Regions from separate parts of the Homo sapiens genome. Here regions 2, 3, 4 and 5 are each linked to region 1. A link is a loop called in an ENCODE intact Hi-C map of the cell type or tissue named here. Cell type or tissue: Calu3. All regions are shown on one strand. Region 1 overlaps LOC101929710 (a long non-coding RNA gene). Region 2 overlaps LOC101929710 (a long non-coding RNA gene). Region 3 overlaps LOC101929710 (a long non-coding RNA gene). Region 4 overlaps LOC101929710 (a long non-coding RNA gene). Region 5 overlaps LOC101929710 (a long non-coding RNA gene).

Evidence for each region. A loop is a pair of places that touch in the nucleus more often than their neighbours do. Peaks named below come from ENCODE experiments on the same cell type or tissue, not always from the same donor. Only the 100,000 strongest peaks of a DNase experiment are listed, where the experiment ranks them.
Region 2: it touches region 1 in a loop (7-fold over the local background); 2 of 110 quality-filtered maps call a loop at or near these places.
Region 3: a loop joins it to region 1, with 2.2 times the contacts of the local background. A loop is called at or near these places in 2 of 110 quality-filtered maps.
Region 4: a loop joins it to region 1, with 3 times the contacts of the local background. A loop is called at or near these places in 2 of 110 quality-filtered maps.
Region 5: it touches region 1 in a loop (9-fold over the local background); 2 of 110 quality-filtered maps call a loop at or near these places.

Annotation. Positions count from the first base shown.
Region 1 is chr5:96,091,838-96,096,837 of GRCh38, forward strand. The region is part of intron 1 of LOC101929710 (a long non-coding RNA gene); the gene reads left to right. It also overlaps a transcript of CAST not described here. Among named protein-coding and RNA genes, the nearest start is that of MIR583, 15 kb to the left of the region's middle. In Calu3, no CTCF peak of the experiment used is centred here; DNase peaks (open chromatin) are centred at 1,664 and 2,424.
Region 2 is chr5:96,252,758-96,257,757 of GRCh38, forward strand. The region is part of intron 1 of LOC101929710 (a long non-coding RNA gene); the gene reads left to right. It also overlaps a transcript of CAST not described here. Among named protein-coding and RNA genes, the nearest start is that of MIR583, 180 kb to the left of the region's middle. In Calu3, no CTCF peak of the experiment used is centred here; a DNase peak (open chromatin) is centred at 2,394.
Region 3 is chr5:96,023,785-96,028,784 of GRCh38, forward strand. The region is part of intron 1 of LOC101929710 (a long non-coding RNA gene); the gene reads left to right. All of the region lies in intron 2 of LOC105379096 (a long non-coding RNA gene), which reads right to left. It also overlaps a transcript of CAST not described here. Among named protein-coding and RNA genes, the nearest start is that of MIR583, 53 kb to the right of the region's middle. In Calu3, no CTCF peak of the experiment used is centred here; a DNase peak (open chromatin) is centred at 2,787.
Region 4 is chr5:96,172,994-96,177,993 of GRCh38, forward strand. All of the region lies in intron 1 of LOC101929710 (a long non-coding RNA gene), which reads left to right. It also overlaps a transcript of CAST not described here. Among named protein-coding and RNA genes, the nearest start is that of MIR583, 96 kb to the left of the region's middle. In Calu3, a CTCF peak has its summit at 2,354; a DNase peak (open chromatin) is centred at 4,568.
Region 5 is chr5:96,225,496-96,230,495 of GRCh38, forward strand. The region is part of intron 1 of LOC101929710 (a long non-coding RNA gene); the gene reads left to right. It also overlaps a transcript of CAST not described here. Among named protein-coding and RNA genes, the nearest start is that of MIR583, 150 kb to the left of the region's middle. In Calu3, no CTCF peak of the experiment used is centred here; no DNase peak of the experiment used is centred here.

The DNA.
Region 1 (5,000 bases):
TACAGGAATAACAATGGCACCTGCCTCGTGGGGTTGGTGTGCTTAGTACCTGGCACACAGTGAGCACTCAGTCAGGGTTAGTACCAAATCAGACCTTGGCTGTCTCCATTTGATGGTGAGTTCTTGCAGGGAAGGTCTTTCCCTTTATCATAACCTAAGTGCCCAGCACATGACCTAAGCACTTGATGAATAAATGAGTGATGAATGAATGAATGAAATCCCCAAAGCAGAATCACACTGTGACTAATTTTGTGACACACTTACCATTCTCATTTGACTGACATCCTTTGAAGACACCCCTTTGACATCATTTCCTTCTTGTCTACTCCTCTCCCTTAGAAAACTCTCCTGCATATATGTATTGCTTTATAAATTATCTTTCACAGGTACCTTATTATAACTTGCTTTCTGTTTTTTATTCTTTCAAAGCGATGCTCTTATCCTCAAGACCACTGGAAAATAAAAAGAAATAAAAAAATTCTCAGGAATTTATGGCAGATTTTGTTAGTATTTCTTACTGCTTAAAATATACATTTGACTAGAAAGCAGGAAAAACATTTGCTCTTTCAGGATTTATGTATAAAATTCTCTTGGGTCTCTAACATGGCATTCAATATACATCCTCAACTCTTCCCCTTCCAAACTTGAGTTAGGCTTAGGTTTTCATGTAGCTTCATCGTGTAGCTTCATGACACCCAAATTTAAGATGGGCCATTACTGAGTTGGTTTAAAATATACATGATAACTTTCAAAGAGTGAAAATTAACCCATTGTCTCTTTTGTATTTGACCTAGAAGATTACTATAACATACTATCTCATAAAGGGGAATAATTTGAGGCCAACTTTCCTAACTAATATTGTGATTATAAAGGGAAGACCCTGAAGCTTTTCTATTTCCGGAAGAAAAACCTCTTAAATTCTACTTTTCAGACATGATCAAACCAGGCTCTAATGCCACATTGGCAGCTTTAGAATCATAGAAAGAGCTGAAAGAGACCATAGTGTCACCCAGTCCAACCCCTTCATTTTGGAGAGACACCGTGTAGCTTAACTAGGATCACAGAGCTATTTAGCGGCAGAGTGGGGCCTAGAATCCAGATCTCCTTAATCATTGTTCGGCGATTTTTCCAATTCACCCAATGCCTTTTCTCCTACAGTCAAGATTTAGAGGTTTTATTGACACATATTCAGATATTGTTATTCTTAATTTAAAAAATTTAAAGATTGATGTGTGAAGATTGATATCATTGAGAAAATTCTATAGGCAGTGCTGGGGGTTGTGTTACATTTCTCAAATTAAAATAAAAAAAATGAGGGACCAAACTAGATGTGTTTGGGATCATATTTGGCATGAGGATCAGCATTCGGTGACCCAATTCTTTATTTAGTTATGGAGACAAGTCTAGGGCATATATGAAACAGGTGAACAATATACAGCTGTTTTGTTAAGTGATACAGTACATGGTACAGAGAAAATGTTTATTGAGCAGTGCAGGAGGAAGAAAAGGTTAAATCTAGGTCCTGAAGAATGAGTATGGCTTTGTGTGCATTTGGAGAAGCAGGGCATTCCACTAAGAGCCAGCAGCAGCTGTTAAGTAGTGAAGGGACAATGGGCAGGGTGGAGCATGTCTTGCGTGTTCATGGGTGCCTGGCGAGGAAGCCAGTCTGACTGGAAAATAAGCCCAGCTGGTAGGGTGCTGTAAGATTATGCAGGACCTTAGAAGTGTGATAAAAGAGGTCAGACTTAGAGACCACAGGGAGCTGCACCTTGCATTTTGAGCTACAGCGTATCTTAACAGAGGCCTGTTTGATACTGTCACTTGGACAGTGTTTGGCAGTATGGGTTTGAAGGGTCTGGAAAACTACTTATGAGGCCCATGGGTATCTAGGCAGGAGATGGTAAAATGAGAGAGATAAGTACAGATAGAAAAGAAGAAGAAACTATGAATATATTTCAAAGGGAAAATCACTAGGGTAATTGTTTAGATTTGGTAGATTGAGAGAAGAAACTATTCAAAGTCCTAGGCTTTTTGCCTGGCTGACCAAGCTCAAAGAAGTTTGTGTCCTGAACTCCATTCCCTGCAAAGATTAGAGTTTGAGCTGATTGCTCTACTAGAACCTATTCCTGGTTGGCAATCTTCCTGTCCTCATGTTTCAGATTACAGAGCCCTTGTCTTAAAGGCATGCCTTATTTCCCTCAAGGAAAAACTATTTGTAAGGAAGTTAGTTGGTTACTTGCACCTACTGTCTGATTATTGACTTTGCCACTTAGTTATCTTGTTGTTAAATACACAGAAAAAGATCCCTGGAGCCCATTAGTCTCCACAGGTGGAAACGTATTTAATCTTTGGGAGAAAACCAAATTACTTACCTAGAATGTTTGTTCTCTGACTAATAATGTAGTCATGTTGATCCACCCCTTATGCCCAGTGAATTTCCAAAGATTTGGCATTGAGAGAGTGGCATTAGAAATTGTTTAACTCATATATATGACTAAGGGAGCCAGTAATACTCACTAGGAGACTGATGAAATTTAAGAAGATTCTAGGGCACAAAGGACTGCAAATCTTTTACAGTAGGGTGACCTTTTTTTTTTTTTCCTTTCTGGTCCAAGGGACATTTGATTCCATTACTGCCATATCTCCTTCTCCTGATATAGGCTGAAAATAAGATACACTTAGAAGAGAGCTGTGCTGCGAGTCTTTCTAATGCCAGCAAACATTTATGTAGTGAAATATTTAATACTTTCAGTGATCTTATGAGGTAGATAGAATTATCATTCCCATTTTACTGATAAAGATATGGAGAAAAGTTGAGAGAGGTGAAGTGAGCTGGGTGTTGAACGCTAGCTGTTTGACTTTAAATCATGACTTTTCCTCACTCTACTGTGAAGAGCTTGGGCAAGAAGTCAGGCTCAGCAAACCTGCCAACTTGTTTACATGTTTTATTTTTAAATTACGTGACATTGGTTCTCTACGGTTTGGACTTGTGTATTACAACAAGCAATACAGAGGCTTGCATATTACTCTCCATTGGCTGTTAGCTCTTGTGAAGTAATTAGGCTACAAAAGTCTTCCTTATAGTTATTTAAATCATCCAGCAAACCCAAATTCTTGTTTTGCTTCTTACAATGGCCTGCTTGCCTTGAAAAAAATGAGTATTCCATTTCTCTTACTATATTTAGCTGCCTGGAATGGTAACTTCTTCTTGCTTTTTGGGACTTTGGCTCAGAGCCAAGGTCATTGTGCAAGAAAAGGGTGAAATGGTTGGATTTAGGCTGTATCTTGTGTCAGTCATTTTTGCAAATGCAGCATTTTGACCAAAATGCAGCCACATGGCTCTAGGAAATGCTGGTTTGCAAACACACTTGGTGTGGTTTGCTGTTTTGTTTTTTCTCCCCCAATTAAGGTTTCTTGATCAGCTTGTCTTTAGAACACTTGTAAAAGTGTTCTAAGGTAGAATTCTGGCCAGGTGTAGTGGCTCACCTATAATCCCAGCACTTTAGGAGGCCCAGGTGAGAGGATCGCTGGAGGCCAGCCTGGGTGACATAGAGACACCCCTGTTTCTATAAGAAAAAAAAAACAATTAGCCAGGTGCCTGTATTCCCAGCTACTTGGGAGGCTGAGGCAAGAGGATCATTTGCACTCAAGAGTTCCAGGCTGCAGTGAGCTATTATTGTGCCATTGCACTCCAGCCTGGGCAACAGAGACTCTGTTTCAAAAAAAAAAAAAAAAAAAAAAAAAAAAAAAGACCTATTATATGAAAGGGTGATACATTCTCTACTTTAACCTGTGGCAAATCATCAACAATACTCCTCATTTTAAGTTTGAAGAAGATATGCTAGGCACCAAAAAGAAATTGCATCTGAATATGATAGAATCATCACATTCCTTGACCAGAAGAGACCTTGGTTCTTTCTTCCTTGTCCCTATCTTCTTGACAAAGACCCACTGAAAACATCTTCAGAAAAGACATAACATTAAAAAAAAATCCTTAAAGAGAGCCCAACTTTTCCTTATTATTAATTCTAGTGTTTAGCAACTTAGATTGTATTTAAATAACAGAAAAAAGCAGTTGTTGACAAGGTTGATCCAACTCTGTAACCATATTCCTCTTTGTTTTGGCCAAAATATAGCCAGTTTAATTGATTTTGTAGACATCAGCTATTCAGATGGAAGAAGATACCAGAATGGGTTATGTGGTACTCAGGCCACAGTGAAAGACCTAACCTCATTATCAGTAACTTCATCCTTTACCTAATCTCAATCATGGAAGGTGTGATTCAAGTAAACTTCCTCTGAAGCTGCCCTAAAAGGAGGTAGAAATAGCTTTTTGCCATTTACTGTGCAGGGAACCTCCATGTATACTGGAAGATAAGGACAAGAAACTTTGGATCTTTAGAATAAATCATCAGAGGCTCCTTTGCTGCTCAAGTCATTCAAATGACCTAAAGTTGTTCATTAAATGAAATAATGCTTGTAAACAATTGAGGACAAAGCCCTACAGTCCTAAGGGCTTAGTAAAAGTTAACTGTTATTCTTATTTAGAGAGACTGGTCCCAGAGCTTTAACATCAGCCCTCCACTGTCTCAATCCCTGCCACACAGAAAAGGACAAAGGAAGGTGATAGAACAAGACCCAGGGAAAGGGAGGGGAACAAAGCCATTGGCCTAACCATTCCTGCTGAACAACTGTCATTACTTTAGGGAAGAGGAATTCTTAGTCACTACCCAAACCTCTCTGTGTGATAGCTGCAATCTTGTTTCCATTTTATTTAGCCATTTAGTAAGCTATTTCCTATATATCCACAGTTGACTGCATCATTCTCAAATCCTCTTGTTTGAAGGCCCAGTTTAAGACCCTTTCCATTACCGTCTGCAGCAGAAGTGTCTGACTCCAGATGGCCTCTACCATCTGAATGAAGGGCTAGTTTTGGTTGGGTCCAGCAGATCCCTAAAGTACTTGATCACATGAAATGAAGTGACAACCCCACACTAGTG
Region 2 (5,000 bases), 160 kb after region 1:
CTAGATTTCTAAAATACAGGAAGTTCATCCCGGTTGATTCATGCATTGCAGATCTGAACTATTGATAAAATGGGATGAAGAGAAATAGCAAGTGAGTTTGTTGGTTCCTTCGTGGACTAAAATTTAGTGGTAACAGAATGACTGGAGTCTGACAGTTAAGGTTTAATTCCTATCATTTGCCAGCTGTTACGGACTTGGTAAACACATATGGGCTATTAAGAAGTGTGTATTTCAAAACATCAAGTCATATTTAAAGGATTATTTAAGAAAATGGGATCATATCTCCTGTGTTCTAAAGAGGCCAGATACTTTTTTAAAAAAATAACCAAAAGTAGAGACATTTTAGTCTTCTTTATTTTAAACTTTCTTTTCACACCATTTTCATTTTTCATCACAAAGTAGATTTTGTGGTGGTTGCTAGCTTTCTTTACATAGTCCATTGCAATGGAGTTTAATCTATCCAGGGCTAAAACCTGAAAATATGGATATAGTCAGGAAATGACTTGTATTTGTTTCTCTTCACAGGAGGGAGAGGGTGTCTGGATCAGTGGTTATCAAACTTGGCACAAACCTGGCACATACTAAGATCACCTGGGGAGCTTGCAAAATAGGCTATTCCAAAACCATAAAATCTCTGGGGGTGGGACCCAGGCGTTGGTATTGTTTTTGAAATATCCCTGGGTTATAACGAGCAGCCAAGGTTGAGACTTGCTAGAAATTTTCACTTCTGTTGGAGAGCAAAGTAATCAAATTAAGCTAATTGCTTGTACAAAGTTAATGGCTTGTGTTATTCACATTTTCCAAATCAGTATCTAATGGAGATTCTGGCTAGTGTGACAAAGTGTAATGAAGACTGTCTCATCTAGTTTGCACAACTACATAGTGCCTAGTACATAAACACTAAATATTACTGGCATCATTCTATTATTATTATTTAATAATTTGACAAAGGAAGGGAAAAGAAGGAAAATAAATATTGTTTGGAGATTAAAGATTTTTTAAATATTGCATTTGTCCCAGTTGAATGTATTTGAAATGTAATAATTTGAATATCCAAAATGTAAAACCAAGAGATATGATGTAGCATATTTTATTTCCAAGGAATCCTACAAAATTTCGCCTACTTTGGTACATACCTTATCAAAGTCATTTTATCTACCTCTAGCATTTTGTAGGAGAGGCTAGGGAATGTGTGCCCAGTGGTTAAAAAAAAAGAGAGAAATTCACTTTTCTTTTGGCAAGTCACAGACATTCCTTGGGATTGGGGTGGGATGGGGTGGGTTAGCACAGTAAACTGTTGCTGTGAACTCTAATTATTTTTTAAATATGATTTTCAGTTCTTATTTGAATGTTAATGGATTTTAAGTATTTATCTCTGACCTAATTTAGGGTGAGAGACAAAACCTTGGAGACAGCATATATAGAATGTCATGATCTTCCCAGTTGCTTCATGGAAATATTCATATACTGACCTACTCCTCTTACTTTCTCCAGGGCACAAAACTACCATATATATTTTCTTCTTCTAGTATGTCTTAGAATATTATTTCAGTGACTTTATGTTATTACTTATTTCAGAAACAAAATGCAAACAGAAACAATAAAGGTCTTAATCTAAAGACTAAAGTAATTCACAAAGAGCAGGAATAGAAACTAAATTCCATACCTTTTCTCTTTTGACTTCTAATTTTCTTTTCTTCAAGTAGCTTTTATTTCTCTCAATGCTTATTCTAATTCTAATAGCTTATTGCAATCTGTATCTATCTTTGCAATATTCCTTTCTTATTTAATTCCTACTTCCATGTCTACATTTTAAAAAGTGGTTCCTATATTCAGGAGTAATTTATTACTTAGCTCTTGAGAGAGAAAGGTGGCTATGTATGTACATTTTCTTAAAATGTGCTTTGAATTTTACTCCAGGGACAGTGGTTGAAATCTTGCCCAGAGTTATCATGTTAGTTACAAAGTAGACATGGACTGATGTATGACAGGAGAAGAGTTTCTGATATCAGGAATATTTGATTTTATTTTGGAATAGGTGAAGATTGAGGGTTTTAAAAAAATTTCTGTCTTTAAGAATTTCCCATTAAAACACTATTTTTTAAATCTGTATCCAGAGCTGGAATTTTATATTGCTAAAAGTATTACAGCCTATTCTCACTTTTATTCTCCTTTGTCGGGCATATTTGCTCATGTCTAAGTCTTTTCAGTTATTCTTAATCCTACTTAAAATCTTTGGGTGGATTAAAAGTTGCATTTCCTTGTAGCTTATGTTGCAAGCATCAAATGATTAAAAAACGAAGATAATTTATTTTCCTACCATAAGCTTAATGACTCATATTCTGGAGCGGATGGGGGTTGGCAGGGGGAAGAAGGGAGGCAAAGAAAAGTAAAAAGTAAATAGCAGGCATGTTTCAGGAGAAACTCCAGCCAGGGCTGTTGGGTTGAACTTTATCGATGCTGCTTCATGATATGTGTCAAAATAAATGCAGGAAACAGCTTTTGCCTCAAAGCTTGGAATGTTGTGGTTAACTGATATTTAGGTAAAGGAATGTTACAATTGGAATAGCTGGCCTAAAACTCTTCCCAAAACCATCAATTTTATTTATTAAACTTGCTGAAAAGACGAAAAGTGACAAGGAAAGGCACAGATCATTTATTTATTTGACAAGTTTCTCAGAGTTCTTTTCCTTGATAAAGCAGCAATGACGATGAATTTTATTATGCTTAGTGTATGTGTTTGCTTGGTTTAAATTATTTACATATTTACTGTTAGGGCAGTAATAAAACCAGGTCAGTCCAAATAACTTTTTTTTTGTCTTGTCTGTGGAACACTATGAAAGTTGCATTTTTAATGGATGATGACCACAGTTGTTTTTAGGATTCCTGAATGAAGTCATGAAGTCTGAAAAATTTTGGAACCTAGAGTTTTAACTCATGTTACAATTTGAGTAACTGCTTTACAGAAAAGGGCCTGGTCTAATTTTGAGACTGTGGCTTGATTCTCACAAGTTTGATGCTCATTTCCCAAGGATAATATATATAAGCCCATAATTAAGGCTGTACTTTAGTTAGACTTGAGTTGTGAAGAAAGAAATTCAGGTTACTTTAGGGTTCCGTTCCTCAAATCTGGTGTTCTGTGCTATGCTTTTACAGTTAAGTGTGCTACAAAATAAAGTCTTTGGGACCCTCTGTTAAATAGGTTTAAACTTTTTTGGAACAAGATTTCTAAGAGACTTAAATGTGCAAGAGAGCATTCTGACTGAGAAAGGATAAGGCATGTAGCATTTCCAGATCATTAGCAAGCAGTATCTATTCTCATCTCTCAGAACTCTGTTTCTCAGAGCATGGTTAAGGAGAATTTTTATGTATATAAATGTATCACCATCAATAATCAAGGCAGAACTGTATATTTATATTTACATAGTATATATTACATATTATATATAAACTTACATATATATTATATAAACATATAATTTATACAGTATTTATGTGTTTATATGTAATATGTAATATATACTATATAAATATACAGTTTATACAGTATATTTGTGTGATATAAATATACGGTATATAAATATATAAATATACAGTATATAAATATACAGTAATATATATATATACTATATAAATATACAGTTATGCCTTGCTTATTAATGATGATACATTCTGAGAAATGTGTCATTAGGCAATTTTGTCATTGTGCTAACATCATATTTTGTATTTACACAAAATTAGATGGTATAGTCTGCTATGTGGGTAGGCTATATTATAAAACCTATTGCTCCTAGGCTACAAATCTGTACAGCATGTTACTGTACTGAATACTGTAGGCAGTTATAACACAATGCTAAGTATTTGTGTACCTAAACATATCTAAACATAGAAAAGGTACAGTAAAAATATCATATTATAATCTTATGGGACCACTGTCATATATGCAGTTGATCGAAATGTCATTAGGTGACACATGACTATATATAAATACATGATAAAATACATAAATATAATAATAGTATATACAACCTCTTTATTATTTTCCTGTTATTATTTAATCTAAGCCTAATGTTGTATTCCCTCTGCAGAAACCCACATCATAACGGGCCAGCACAGGGAGGGGCACCAGGAATCCAGGACCTGTTGGTTATTTAATTGATGACACTGGCAGATTATGGTCTCTTTTCCATGCATGAGACATGGTGCAGGTCTGCATGACGTCGTCTTCTTTTCCCTTGTGCATTCATAAGACAGATGGCCCAGATGGCGCTGTGATTCATTGTGAAGCAGGAAGGAGATAACGCAGCAGCATCTGCAGTGCTGCTGGGAGGAACACATCTGTAGCAATTGGGTGGATCTTTACTGCCTCTGGGCTGTTTCTCCCTGTGCTTAGGTGCAGGTCTTGATGAAGAAGAGAGTTCTGGGGGCAAGAGCAAAATTAATTTGTATCTTTATCTGAGTTTAGAAGGTTCCTGGGCTCCTGTTAATATACATCAAAGCAGTTCTAGAGTCATCTTAAACTTGCTCAACATTGCCAGTGTGCATGTGTAGAGGGATCTCTGTAACTCTATTGGGTTCTGATCAAATGCATTACAAATAATATGCAGGAATCTTAGCAAGGTTAAACATCCATCTTGGTTGGAAAAAAAAGAAATGTTTTCACTTGGGAGGCTTAAATATATCTATTAGATTATACTGAATTGTTAAATAAAGTGGGGATATCTTGGGATGGAAAGGATAAAAGGCAAGATTGCTGAATTGACGTTGATGTTGACATCAGTTGTTTAAAAGGATTGTTTGGTATTGCACTCCATTCAAAGCCAGATAGGGATAGTAAATCCAGGGAAGACATTCTCATGAGCCTTCTCCTAAGAACCCCACTACTCACCCTTCGTTTGACTAACATTCTGCACAGCAGCAATTTCATGCATTGTTCTTTATTGATTCATTGGTAACTGCTGACCCCAGAACTAAGTGATAACACTGCTTTCCCTTTGGTC
Region 3 (5,000 bases), 68 kb before region 1:
GAGGAGTAGGAATTAAAAAAAAAAATAAGACATGCAACATGATAGATGAAATTTTTTGTTTCCAACTTTACTTTCAGAGGCCTGGATAGTTAATAAAATCCTATGGAAATTACTTTCCTTGTCTTTTCTTAATAAAATCCAAACATATGCAACACACAATGCATTACTGAAAAAATTAAAAAGTAAACAGAGTTTTCTTTATTTCAGAGTAAGTTCAGCCAAGAAATGAATTTGCTAACAAAAACCACAGTTATCATCATCCAATGGAGGCAAAATATTTACTAAAACTGTAATCCCCATGAACTGAAAATACTACAGAAAAATTGAGCAGTGTTTGCCCCAAGTGACTTTTTATCAGTCTCCACCTGTTTGTTCTTCCTCTAGAATAGTAGAAAAGTTTATTTTGTTATTTTAAAGAAAGAATTTACTCGTATTGTGTCAAGATGAGCACTTAGCAAGTTCAGTTATTTTTTATTTACCTATGGCTAAAAAAATAATCCAGAAGGTAGCGGTGGGGAGGAAAACATATTTACATGATACTTTTGTAAAGGGAAAAAGTTAAAACTTTCTGCACTTGAAAATCACGGAACAATTTTAATAATCTTTCTCTTCCTGGTTGAGGCCAAGTAGAAAGCAATGTGGCAGTGATATTTGTAATTCCTAGAGACTGGACAAAGCTTCCATAGGATCCCTTCCTTGGCCCCTCTCAACCACAAAGAAAAGTGTTTTGTTTGTACCAAAGAACTTAACACAGAATCTTATCAGAAATATCTGCAATTTTTTTTTTCACAACAGATAAAACTGCTTGAAGTATGCTTTTTACAGCTACAAGCAAGATAATAGTCTGTTACTAGGACCTCTACTTCTACTGCATTACTTGATAAAAACAAGTGAATTAGGCTCTCTGTGTCTAATATATTACTTTAATAAAAACAGATTAATGCTATTTTGTGGGAAGTAAAGACTTCAATGCAATTTTAGCCTTCTTTTCATATGAAAAGAAAAGAAGTGCATATTTTTTCCTTCCCTGTTTCTAACACTACAAAATCAGGGTGTCCAACGCTCCCTTTCTCAGAACTTGATGGTACACTTTTTTTGCCAGGATAATCTCATTGATTCCAAGTAGAGGTCAGGCCTTCTGGCATGTTTAAATGTCATATTCTAGGTCATATTTTTGTTAATTTATTTCTAACCACATTAACACGTTTTTCTGCTCCTGAGTCTCAGTAAGATTTCTGATTGGGCCAAAAACCAGTGCTTGAACATTTGAGTTTGACTGTAATTAATCTGAAGCTTTTCCACATTTCTCCAAACTGACCGAATTTAACAAACTCCTTTTCTGCTGTCTTAGTCTGTTCAAGTTGCTGTAACAAATTACCGTAGGCTAGGGGGGTTTAAACTGCAAAAATTTATTTCTCACAGTTCTGGAGGCCGGGAAAGTCCAAGATCTAGGTGCCAGGGGATCCTATTTCTGGTTTCTATGAACCACTTCCTGGTTTACAGATGATCGTCTTCTCTTATCCTCACCTGGTGGGAAGCAGGGAGAGGATGCAAGTCCTTTCATGTCTTTTCTTATAAAGGCACTAATCTTATTCATGAAAGCTTCACCTTCATGACCTAATTATCCCCCAAAGACTCCACCCCCAATACCATCACATGGGAGATGAGGCTTCAATATATAAATTTGGGGGGGACACAACAATCAGTCCGTAGCAAGTTCCATGAATGAATTAATTACATCTTGCGTATCTTCTATGTGCAAAACATGGGCTAAGCTCTGGGGATAAAATGGTGAGTCAAACACTCTCAGACATGGTCATGTCAGTTGCTTTCCATGGAGGGAGGCACACATCAGTCCCATCACATAAACAAAGGTAAAATTGTTGTTCTGTTAAATAGAAAAACAAGCTGCAGAGACAAGAAGCTCAATACAGAGAGAATTTGAACTAACTGGGGCTGTCAAGGAAGGCTTTTCTTTGTGAAGTTACAACTGAGCTGAGATCTAAATAAGAGTTAAGTAGCATAGTGTCCCAGGCAGTGGGAACAGCATGTGTAAAGTTGGACTATCCATCCCTACTCGAGGGGATTCTGCTGTCTCCACAAGTAAAGTTTTATAACATGTGAGAGTCTGAACTTTTCTTGTTCACATTCTAACTAAATCATAGAGGTAGGGTGTGGTGGCTCATGCCTGTATTCCCAGCACTTTGGGAGGCCAAGACAAGTGGATTGCTTAAGCCCCGGAGTTTAAGACTGGCTTGGGCAATATGGTGAGACCCTGTCTCTACAAAAAATAAATTAAAAAATTAGCCAGGCATGGTGGCATGCACCCGTGGTCCCAGCTGCTCAGGGCTTCAGCCTGGGAGGTCAAGGCTACAGTAAACCTTGATTGTGCTACTGTGCTCTAGCCTGGGTGACAGAGTGAGACCCTGTCTTAAATCAATCAGTTAGTCAATCAGAGTGGCTGAAAGTGTAGATTAATCAATAGGGCCTTAAACTGGGTTATGGTGGGACAGTGATTTTGATGTGCTCTGAGACAATGGACTAATAAAGAGGAGAAGGAAATAGACAGGTGAGCTCAGTACGATACTTGGATCTGGAAAACAGAGACTCTGGGCCCTCTTCTTCAGAGAGTCCCCAAATCAAAAATATATAAAACATATAAAAAGGAAATGATTTAAAAACCACAGGCACTCTGTCATGAAGCTTTCACCCTTGTGACTAACACTTAGGCCCCAGGGAAATTCTTTTCCACATCTTTTAACTGGCCTCCTGGAAACAGAAGGCAATTGTACTCGAACTCCATGAAGTATTGTAGATTTATGCTACATCCCAAATGAGAAAAGCAGAATGCTTCAGGGTCCAGGGAGGATTTGGACTGCGAAGCACTTAGGTAAAAGAAAAGATAAATTAATTAACTTGTCAAATCTTTCTTCTGGTAGTATAAATGCAATAAGTATTTACATAATAAAGTTTCATTTCCCACTAGTGCTAAACATCCATTTTCTTGCTTCTCTTCATATAAATCAATTCATGGTCTGGAATTATTCCAGATATGCTTAGTATTTGCAAATGTTATGTATGGTGGCTGAAGACTATTTTGCAATATTAAACAATTCCTCTTACTCTTAAATTTGTATGCATCTGCTGGGCATAGTGGCTCATGCCTATAATTCTAGCAACTCAGGAGACTGAGAAGCAGGAGGATTGCTTGAGGCCAAGAGTTTGAGACCAGCCTGAGCAACATAGTGAGACCCTGTCTCTAAAAAAACCACAAAAATGAAAAAATTAGCTGGGTGTGGTGGCACATGCCTGTAGTCCCAGCTACTTGGAAGCCTGAGGTGAACTATGATCATGCTACTGTACTCCACAGCCTGGATGATGGAATAACACCTTGTCAAAAAACAAAACAAAACTAAAACAACAATTACCTATGTCTTGATATAATATGCTTAAAGTGTGGTATCAACCCTTAATATCAGCAACTAGATGGACATTGATTACTGGAAATGCAAATAGTTTTATTTTTACAAAAATTTGTAATAAAATTTCAAAAATAAAAATAAAGATTTCAGCATTATTAATTTTGCTTTATAATTTGATATTCGTTATAGCTTTTTTACCTATTAATTTTAATAAGTTTGACCTTTTAGATCATTGAAAATGGGGGCCAGTGAAGAAATAGAGAATTGTGGTAGAAATACAGAATTTAAAAGTAGAGTTCAGAAAGAATCAAAGATTGGAAAAAAACAGGAAATATAAAATTTTTAAGAGAGAGAGTTCATTTAAATTAAAAATAACAATGTGGAAACAATGTAAATGAGCCAACTTCTGTTGAGCATGACTGTCATAGAATTTGCAAACAAGAGATCACACAAGTTCTTATTTAATGAAGATTTAACTACTCAAAATAATGGAAATTAACAAGAACATTATTCTCATCAAATCTACAATGTAAACAGGTCAGACCAAAATATCCTTGCAACTTTATATTCTTTATTAAATGAAGATTTAATTACTAATTAAAACCATGAGAATAAAAAAGAGACTCAAATTTATATCAACTTCATAACCCAGACAACAAAAGCAACTGCGACCTGCCTGTTAGAAGATGGAGAAAATAAAGGTCTTGAAATCAGAAAATTAGGGAAGAAATCCTCCAGAACATTTGACTGGATGATGATCTTGAAAATGGAGATATTCTCCTTCTGAGAATGTGAGAATATTGCTAGGAAAACACATTCCAATTCAAATGAATGATTAGGATTTTCTATTACATTAACAAGGCAGAACTTTTAATATTTTATTCCAAATTCTTTCAAATAGGAGATTTTACAAACTCCTATTAGCCATTGAATGTTTTGTGACAGAAAACACTTAAATTGTCAATTAGAATTTTATGAAATTCCCTTTAAACACAAAAAATTACAGATATAATTACTAGAACTGAAAAAGGGTGAAATAAATAGCAAACAATTGATAGTATTCAAGAAATAAAAGTAAATATCAAACTAGTACATGGGAATAATTTTTTTCAGGTTTATTTCGGTATAATTGACAAAATTTGTATGGAATAATATTCTTTAAAGAATAATATTTTCAGACAAGATCATAGGAGGTAAAAAAAGAATATTATATATTCAATATTCAGCCAAGCTTAATGATGTATTTCATGGCATACATACCAGCACAGTATTTACAGAACTTAATGGAAAATATCAAAGATTTATGGAGATAATTTTGAAATTTGGTGAAAAAATGACCCCAAATTTAAGATGGATAAAAACTGAAACAGATGATTCTCTAGTATGGTGCATTCAAAATAAAATTGTTAATGTAAGAGATGAGGAAATGAGATAAGAAATTATTCCTAAAATTGTTAAAAAACAAAAATTACTCAGTGTAAGTAGATTGTAGCAGAAATAAGTCTTGCTAAATAAGTAACATTTATTTATGTTGAGCCATTAGGAGAGAATAATAAAAAAGCTGACGTTAATGAATAT
Region 4 (5,000 bases), 81 kb after region 1:
AGGTGGTTCCTGGTAATGAAGCCACAGTATTCTCTTACAAGTCCATGTTGCATATGGGTATTTCTTATTGTTAGATCTACATCCTACCTCTGGCATAGATACCGACTGGCTGGGAAGGTGAATTTCCAACTTCTGCTTTGTGGCGGCTTGACTACAAAGGCTGAGACTCCCCAAACATGGGAAAGATGTTCAAAATATTCTGGGTGACCACAAAAAGCAACTAAGATCTACTGCACTGGAACTAGAAAAAGTGAGATGTTAAATTGGATATAATGTTTCATGTAAAGGAGCAGGAACTCTATGCCATCATATTATTTGCAGTTGTGAGACTTTGCAAGAGTCCGGGGTATAGTCCTCATAACTATCAAATATTTTTGTACTCTGACATATAATGTAAACAATTTGCAAAAAGTACACAAAGAACTGTCATCAGAATAATGGTACTTACAAGGAGCTTAATTGAAACTTGAAAGTTTAACATTTGGAGCAAAATACATAATAGAGTAACCCAATTGGAATACCCTCATGTAGTAATACCAGAAATTCTGAAAAATGTAAATAAACAGATAGATGTTATGACAGTATCTAAAGGATTGGTAACTATTTGGTACATGTGGTAGTAATTTACATTATATCGAGGTTTTCTTATAACTTCCTCTTTTGAACATAAAACATTCTGTTTGATGTTTGGGGTATTATTTTTATCATTATATTAGCTTAGGAATCTGAATCTCAGATAAATGAACTTTTTTTTTTCTTTTTTTTTTGTGAGACGGAGTCTCTGTCGCCCAGGCTGGAATGCAGTGGCGCCATCTCGGCTCACTGCAAGCTCCGCCTCACGGGTTCACACCATTCTCCTGCCTCAGCCTCCCGACTAGGTGGGACTAGGTGGCGCCCGCCACCACGCCCGGCTAATTTTTTTGTATTTTTAGTAGACACGGGGTTTTCCCGTGTTAGCCAGGATGGTCTCGATCACCTGACCGTGTGATCCTCCCGCCTTAGACTTCCGAAGTGCTGGGATTACAGGTGTGAGCCACCGCGCCCGGCCTGAACTTATTTTTTAAGTCATCTACTTGTTAAGTGACACATGAGTCTTGAACCCAGAGTTTTCACTTTTAATTTCATGAAGATAAAGAATCTGAGGAAGGTCCTCCTATCAAGCACAACATGGAGGAAGCTGTGCAAAGAGATGTTGAGATTCCCAGGAGCCTCTTTGGGCTGCCCAAACTTGCCAGTTTCCTTCTTTCTGGTTGTCTGGTCCATTTCCATTAAGGGAATTCCAGTTCTGATTCTTCTTGGGCCACACTTCTAGTTCAAGTTACTGCTATGAAGGATATTCTCCAATTTTCACAATTAGTCCATGAAACAATCATTAGACAGATATTTGTTGAGTAGCTGTGAACAAGGTCCTGCGCTGGGCGCTGCAATCATTCTTCCACTCCTCCGCAGACAGGAGGAGTTCGCCCTCTTGCTTATGTGGGGAAGGAAAGTCCAGTCAGAATCCTCTGTATGACAAGTCTACCACTAGTTGGATGATAAAGGTTTAATGTGCAGACACAGATTACAATTTTAGTTTTATAGGTTTCCCTCCTTGGTTAGAATTAGTAGTTTAATATTGGCACTGTTTTTTTGTTCTACTTTGTTTTAAGAATTTTTAGAAATGATACAGTTGTATACTCTCTCTTTCTAGCTTCTGGCTCATGATTTGTAATCTTGTTAATGTCTTTTCTAACCAATCAAAATAAGTAAAAATGTGTTTTTATAGTAGTGTTGCCATAGAATTAATGAGGCCTAACCATGTACAATCTCTGTGTGATTGGTCCCCAAAATAGTATTTGTGTGGTATTCTAACATTTCAGCAAATAATATATTTAAAGGTTTTCTTTTCAATCTTTAATGAAATCAAAAGCTTTCCTCCTCAATCTTTTTGTATTCATTTCAGATTTATCTAGGCAAACTGATATTAATAATTTTTATCAAGGTAATAGGTATACAATACTTTTTACTAGATTTTCTAATATATATGAAAACATATTTAACTTCAGATTTTTTAAACTAATCCAGAAGAAAAGCAACTGAAGTTTTTAAATTTAGAAGACATAGATTTTTCTTATTTTTATTATTGGTATTCTAATAGTATACTAAGAAAATGTAATATAAGCTACTTATAAAATAGTACATGCAATTAAATGAAGTCAGTGTACTACACTATAATAGTTTGTCATTGGACAGAACTCATCAGTTGGCCGGTTAGTACATGTGAATTTTGCATGAAGTACAAGGGACTTTCAGTTCTGGGCAACCAGTGCCAGTGAAAGTACCCTACTGGCCAAGATGGAAATTACTTTGATTTTGAGGTTCCTTGTTTCACATGCATTAAAAAAAATTATCGAGTATCTACTGAATGCCAAGGACTCATTTAGGCTCTGGAGGTATAAAGAACTAAATAAGACAAACAAGATCCCTGCTGTTATAGAAACTATTATTTAGTATGGAGAATTGAAAATAAACTAGTAAACACATAAATGATTGAGAGCATCTCAAAGAGATAGACATGTAATTTAGATGGTAAACAGGGCAATGGGCTATAAATTAATTGGGGTAACTTTACACAACGTTGGTCAGTGATGTCCTTTCTAAAAGCGTGACGTTGTTGCTGTGACCTGAATGACATGAAGCAACTATCTATGGAACAATGTGTGTTAGTGTTTCACATGGATGCCATGCATGTTTTTGTTTTAGTGGTTAGACTAGAGTGATGCTTCCACTCAGTGAGATAGAGCAGTATGTTTAAATATGTGTTAGTTTGCTCAAACTTTTGTGATGCTTTTCTAATACATCCTGGTTATTTTTCTTAAATATTCCTATTCCAGCACTAAGAGTACAGAGTTAATTCCTTTATGAGGTCCTGTTTGAAGTGCAACTGCTGATGTATAATTTCACAAACATCATTCCGCCTCTAGTAATGTTATTTCCTTGCAGCAATAATAGTCCAAGTGGGTAAGTGCTACCATAGCGGAAATTACAGGGAGCTAAGGGCTCGTCTAGCTCTATTTTGGAGGCTAGGTAAGGCTTTCTGAAATAAGAGGTTTCTAAACTGTGATCTGAAGGACAAAGAGAATTTTCCCAGGCCCAGGGAATAGGAGGACAAGACAGAAAAGTCTTCTACACAGAGGAACATGTGCAAAGGCCTTCGGAGAGAGAGAGAATGTGGTACATTTGGGGAACTGCCAATAATTTGCATTTGGCTGAAGTGTATAGTTCAAGAGATAAAGTGATAAAAGAGAAGGCAGTCTAGAGAAAGGAGCAGGAGCTGATTACAGATAAGCTTTGCTGAAGATTTTAGGCTGAGGAAAAGGACAACTTTTATTCATTAATTCAGCAAAACTTTATGAAGTGCCTTATGTGCTATGCACTGTTTTAGGCACTGGGAATACATCAGTGAACAGACAGAAGTCCCCACCTTCATTCTGTCTACATTCTAGGGGGCAAGGTAGATAGCAAACTAAGAAATTCTTAGGTAAGATGCCAAGTTTTTGAGGATTTTTGAGTTTGATGCAATATGGAAGCAATTTTTCAACTGGTAACACTTGAGAAGTCACAGGTTAACACCAAAGAATATGTATATTTTTGACAATGCCACTTGAGATTTTGGCATACTTTCACTTTTCTGAGTGAAACTAAACTAAAAGTTTGTCAGTCACAAGGACTGGCTTTTCTTTCTTCCTGAGCCCCTTCTGATAAGGACCTTTTCATAACCCTGTATCGCATGAGTTCTCAATGGTGTTAATTAAATTAGTAGAGCAGTAAATTGGTAGTGAGGCTGCTACTGCTTTCTTAAATAATTTGGAGCTCAATGGAATTACATTGTTTTGCAGAGATTCTTTAATAATGTGCCTTTAAGCTTAGGACTGCATCATCTAAATTTCTCTGTCATAGAACTTTTTGGAAATTGTACCAAACTGGGAGTATATGCTATTATAATACTTAAGAATTCAAATAACTTTTCATGTCTTAATGCATTTGCCCTAAAGTAAGAGTTGGTCACACATGTGAGTTGAATCTAAGAAGTTTAGTTTTGTGATTGAGCAAATTTATTATTATGATTATTATTATTAATTTTAGAGATGGTGAAATTATCCCTCATTAAAAAATCTACTCTGCACTTTACCAACGGAGTAGATTTTGCTGAAGTGCTAACAGATTGCTCTAAAGATACATTCCAAATTACCACCAACTTCCTATTTTGGGAAAAAAAGAAAGGAATCCAGTTTTAAGCCTCTGTCTCTTTAAAACAAAATGCGAGGTGGTGAACTATGTGGCACTTTTGATTATATGTTGAAACCACACTAAGTCCCTGAAATCCAAGAGAATATTGTACTCTGGTCCTTTGTGCAGAATGCTCACATGAGTGCTTACAGGAACCAATCCAGAAGCAAATTGCTGCTGATAGTAACTGACAGCATGAATTACTGCATTTTCAGAGACTCTGCCAGGATCAACCCGTATGATCTCACTTTTGCTCATATAGCAAGCTGAATATGTGCATGTGCTAGAACAAGCCTCCCAAGTTCAGGGAATGGCAAGGTCTCTCAGCAGTTTGAAAATAGCCAGCACCTTTGAAATGAATCACTGTGGCATCTAGTCAGCTCATACTTATAAAACCGGTTTTTCTTTGGTTAATTTCTGACCTTAAGCATGTAAAATCTCTTAGAAAAAGGAGGAACTGATTCATCTGTTTATTTGTCATGTGAAAACCAGACAAGTCAATGAGTGCTGAGGACAACATCAATTTCTCCTTAGCAAGCCGAGCTGCTTCTGGTTCTGCAACTCACTCTGGTCCGTTTGGAGACGTTTTGCAGCTAGTGATTCCCCTGTTGATTCTTAACAACTTTCAGAAATCTTCCTGTAATTTTGAACAAATAAGAACATTGAAGGAAGAACTGTACTCTTCGCTAGAAATACTCAATTGACATAAAATATATCTGATGGAAAATGCT
Region 5 (5,000 bases), 130 kb after region 1:
AATAAAGACTGGAAAAAGCTCATTTATGTTGGGGGGCATTGGGTTTATTTGAAAAGCAGTGAAGGTAAAATTATAGATATGTTGGAAATTTTCTGAAAAGTTTTTACTGATGAGTTATCTTATACCCACCTTACTAATGTATATGTAAATAGCTATATTTTTCTCTATCTGAGATGATTTTCTTGAGAGTCTGTTGTGATTTCTGAGTCTTTGTAGATCTAACAGAAACAGAGGTAAAAGAATACAAATTATTACTCAAAGATAGACACATAATTGATAAACATTGTCTATGAGAAGTAAGTTGGATAAACCAAACACTTTATTCTTGGAGAGAGCTGTTCTATAATACAAATCTATTCAGGGAGAAAAAGAAATTTAATTCTTGCCCCCCGCCTCACCATTCTTCTTCTCCTTTTTCTTCTTTCTCTTTTTCTATGAAATTCTACAGCTCACCAGTTACTGCACTATGTATCTTTGGGTCCCTCTGAGAAGGTCAAACTTCTAATAACTAATAAGTAACTAATAACTGTAGTTACTCTCTGATCAGCTTCTAATATGTCCCCACCTTGCACTTCTCAGACAGGGAGATAAATAAAAATAGTGTCAATATGAGCATTTCCAAACCTGCAGAAATTCTTACCCAAAGGTCTTAACTGCCCATTGGTTGTAGCTGCAGAGAATCAAGAAGGGGCAGAGTGGTTTCTTAGCCCCATATAGACTGGGTGTCTTCCCTTAGTTTATGTCCACCTGGCAATTGGTCCAAAGCCAGGGGACCAGGACCTTACAACCGTTGTACCAATGAACAGTAGGAACTCTTCAAAACATAACCAGCCTTCTGGGAGAAGGCAAATGGAGCATAAAAGATCTAATGTAGGCTGGGCATGGTGGGTTATGCCTGTAATCCCAACACTTTGGGAGGCTGAGGTGGGCAGATTGCTTGAGCTCAGGAGTTCGAGACCGGCCTGGGCAACATGGCAAAACCCTGTCTCTATAAAAAATACAAAAAATTAGCCAGGGGTGGGGTGGTGGCACGTGCCTGTAGTCCCAGCTACTCAGGAGGCTGAGGTGGGAGGATCGGTCAAGCCTGGGAGGCAGAGGTTGCAGTGAGCCAAGATCACACCACTGCACTTCAGCCTGGGTGACAGAGTGAGACCCTGCCTCAAAAAAAGATTTAAAAAAAAATCAAATGTATTTTAAGAATCTGTTTTATTGCAGATAGTAATTCATGTTTTCACCTTTTCTGGCTTCTTGATTTCTAGGTTTAACTTTCTCCCCCACTTGTTCTACCCAACAGCCCTCTTGGCCGCTCCTCCCTGGAATCATTTCCTGTCATGACATTTTTAGAAACCAAAATAACAGCATTTACAATGTAACAGCTAAATATTCCCATAGAATATCTTGGTAAAACAAGCACTTTTGCATGGTAGTTTTTAACACACTATTGGCTATGTATTCAGACTGAACCTCTTCTGAGTGTCCACGGTTTCTAGCTAACCAATGGGCTGATTGCAGCATTGTTCGCTGTCGCTCTGTAATCACATCTGGCATACAAAGCTGGCGGCATCCTGGCTTCCAGGATCTTCTTGTGTAGTGTCTTGGTTTAATGTCAGAACACACAGTTTATTCAGAGAGTGAGGGGGAGGGTGCTTTTAATAATAAGAGGCAGCTGTGTAATTCTCTGTAAAAAATGAAGCAGAAGAAGTACATTGCAATATTACATGGGGTTATGAGATACCACAAATGGAATGTTAGTTGGACAAATTCAATACATTTTGAATTCTTTGGATTTTTTTAAAAGAAGATAATCACTTGTGCTTTTTTCAATAGAATTATTTACTTAGCCTTTTACATCTTGAATTTTCCAGTTTAAATTTAGTACAGCATAAACTCAGAGAGGTGCTGGGAAAAATTTCCAAAGTGTCTGTAGACAGTGTTCTTAAACCACGATGGCAAAACCTCAAAAATAGGTGCAGCTCCATCAAAGTTAAATTGAATGACTCAATGTCTGGACCGCTCAGGTTTTTTTCTAGTTAGGGAAGGGGAGAGACTGTTCACTGTAGAAATTCAGAATCCTGGATGGAGGAAGTTTGTTTTGTTTTTGTTTTTAGAGAGGGGGAAAAAGTGCCATCATGGGAAATTAGAATAAAAACAGAAGTCTCTTTAAAAGTGTAAAATAAGAGTCAGCTTCCTTGTTTTTTGTTACTTTTTATTTTCAAAAATTACATGGTAGCCTGGAGCTCTATCTTAGATATCAGTTTACCCAACTTCCACAATTTCTAGATAAAGCCTTGAGGCTCCCTTTTCCCTCGTGTGTCTTCCTTTGCAGTCACTTTCCCACACTCGCTTGTGTATCAGACAAGGGGTGGCAACGCGACTAAGTTTTGGCCAACAATGTGTAAGGGCAAGTATGGTGGATTTTGTCACTGTTAAAAATAAAAAGTGCCTTGATAAAAATGATTTTCAGCTTCACCGATTTCACATTTTTTGTAGTCTCCCTCTTTCTCTCTCTGTGTGTGTGTGTGTGTGTGTGTGCACGCACATGTGTATGTGTGTGTCTGTGATTACAAAGGCTAGAAATGGCTGCATGTTTTTGAATGGGAATGTGATGCTTAGAGCTTAGCGGCCATCTTGGACCTATGAGGTGGCAAGACTAAGACTAATGATGGAGAGAGAGCAGAGTAGGAGGATGGAAAGAGCTCGATTCAGCTAGCCACTGTACCAAATCTGGAACATCCTACCTCTGGATTTCTTTCTGTGTGAGACAATTAATTGTCTTTATTTCATAGGTCACTTGTAGCTTTCAGTCAGTTTTTCTGTTACTCATACCTCTGTACATTTCTAATTAATACACCCTGAAAGATTAATCTGCCCAAGTTTATAAAATACACTGTAGCATAGTCTCAGTTGGAATCCAGCTCTTCTAATTTCTTGTTTATTATCTTTCCCTCTCACTATCTGCCCCTGTTCTATCACCAGATTTGTCTCTACATGAATAAATGGGTTATTGTCTTGATTAAACCTGTTAAGTATGGTACTGCAGTAAATTGTATTTGTCCCCTAGATTCGTGCCTGCATTTGCAATCCTTTTTGCTAATACGCATAAATTTTATAGCCTGTCTTTGCGTGAAAAGGCTTCACAAGTTAAGGATTATTAGATGATTCATTTTCATATTGAAAGCCTTGATTTAACAAGAGGTAACCATTGTGAGTCATGTTAATATTGAGGGAGTTTAATGTGTCAGCATGCTTACAAAGTTGACTGTATTTCAAAACCTCAAATTCTTATCCTGAAAGGTGTTTTTAAGAACAAGTAGGTAAAATTATATCAAAATAGAAAAATATAAGCAAATGTTTAGCAAAACTAAAGAGTAATAATAAAATATATAGGTAATAATATCTCAGAATATATGACATACTGTACCAAAATTATCTGAAAATTCATGTGCTCTTCCTGGATTTACCAATTATTTTTGTGTAATAAAAATCTTATCTGATTGGTTTTCCTCTACCTTTAGAATAACGATTTTATGTGACCATAGAATTCTAGGGTTGAAAAGATTCAAAAATCCATGTTATCTATTACCTGGCTTTGAGAGAGGACCCATCAAATCATTTTACCAGGTGAGAATGGATGATTTTCCAAAGATTCTATAGAAAAGAAAGTTGTAAGTTTTCTTTACAGAATAGAGAATAATCATGAACTGTATCACAAACACAAATGAAATCGTATTTTAGGAGCACTTTTAGTTAGTTATGTGAAGGATACTAGATACAAAGGATACTTTGCTCCTTCTCCTTAGAAGACATTTTGCTTTCCCATAGGCCATCAAATGACCTTTCACGCTTCAGCAGTGTTATGACTGCACTTGCTTTCCATCAACAATGCCTTTCAGAATGCTTTCACAGTACAATGACTTAGTTTAGAAAGCATCCATTGGAAAAAAAAGACACTATTTCCATGGCAGTGGCAGCACCATAAAGAAAATGAAGCTTGGAGAAGCACAGAGATGCAGATGTTAAACAGTGGTATCTTCCTGAGCCCGATAGCCACAACAGTACTGCAGGAGTGTTGTATTGTAGAACAATCTTTTTTAAGTTAGAGTGAATTCTAAATTTAGTGAATGTATAGCTCAACACATCAAGTTGTTGACAGTGAACATTATGCATGATTATTCTGTATTGTGTTTTAAGGAATAATGTTTTAATACAGTGTGCCCTGTTTTTCACTCCCGTAATCTATTCTCTGAATTAGGAGACATTTCTTCTTTACATAATATAAGAAATGTGAAGAGGAAAACTGAAAAAAATTCAAAATCCCTATGATCATAGTTAATTATTTGTTTATTTGATGAAGTTACTTTGACAAACCATCAATAAATTCTTCTTTTATCCTCCCCCCGTGTTCCTTCTGTTATAAAACAAGAGTATCCTTGTTGTCCTTCTCCCACCTGGACGCAGACAGCTGTTTATCAGTGACCTTTGTTATTTAGCTATTGAACCTGAGAGGTGTCAGGGATAGTGACAAAGCAGACACTTTCTTGTGCTCAAACATACTACTATTTGGAGAAGGATAGACGTCCATTCTCATGGTGACAAGTGACCAAGCCTACATGGAAGAACTTCTTATAGAGCCTGAAAATGGGTTCTAGCTGATGTCCTGCAGTATGAGCACAGAGACTTAGGGTTTCTGACTTCTTTCCTATGGTCAGAAGCTGTTGGACCTGCATTGGAGTGTCCCCCAGGGATGCCCTAGGCAGAGGCACAAAGTCTTCCTTTGACTTCTCTCCAATCCAGGTTCCCTACCTACTCTGTAAGTCCTTTTAGGTCCACTGTCTTCATTGGCACTGTCTTCTCTTTATCAATTTAAATTTTATCAATTTATCTGTGGTTAGTGTTAATGCCCAGAAGCCACCGCATAATCCTAATAATTATCATCTGTAAAATTAAATACTTGAAACTTCCCCCTTGATAGCTCTCTGATTATACCACTTTAAATCTCA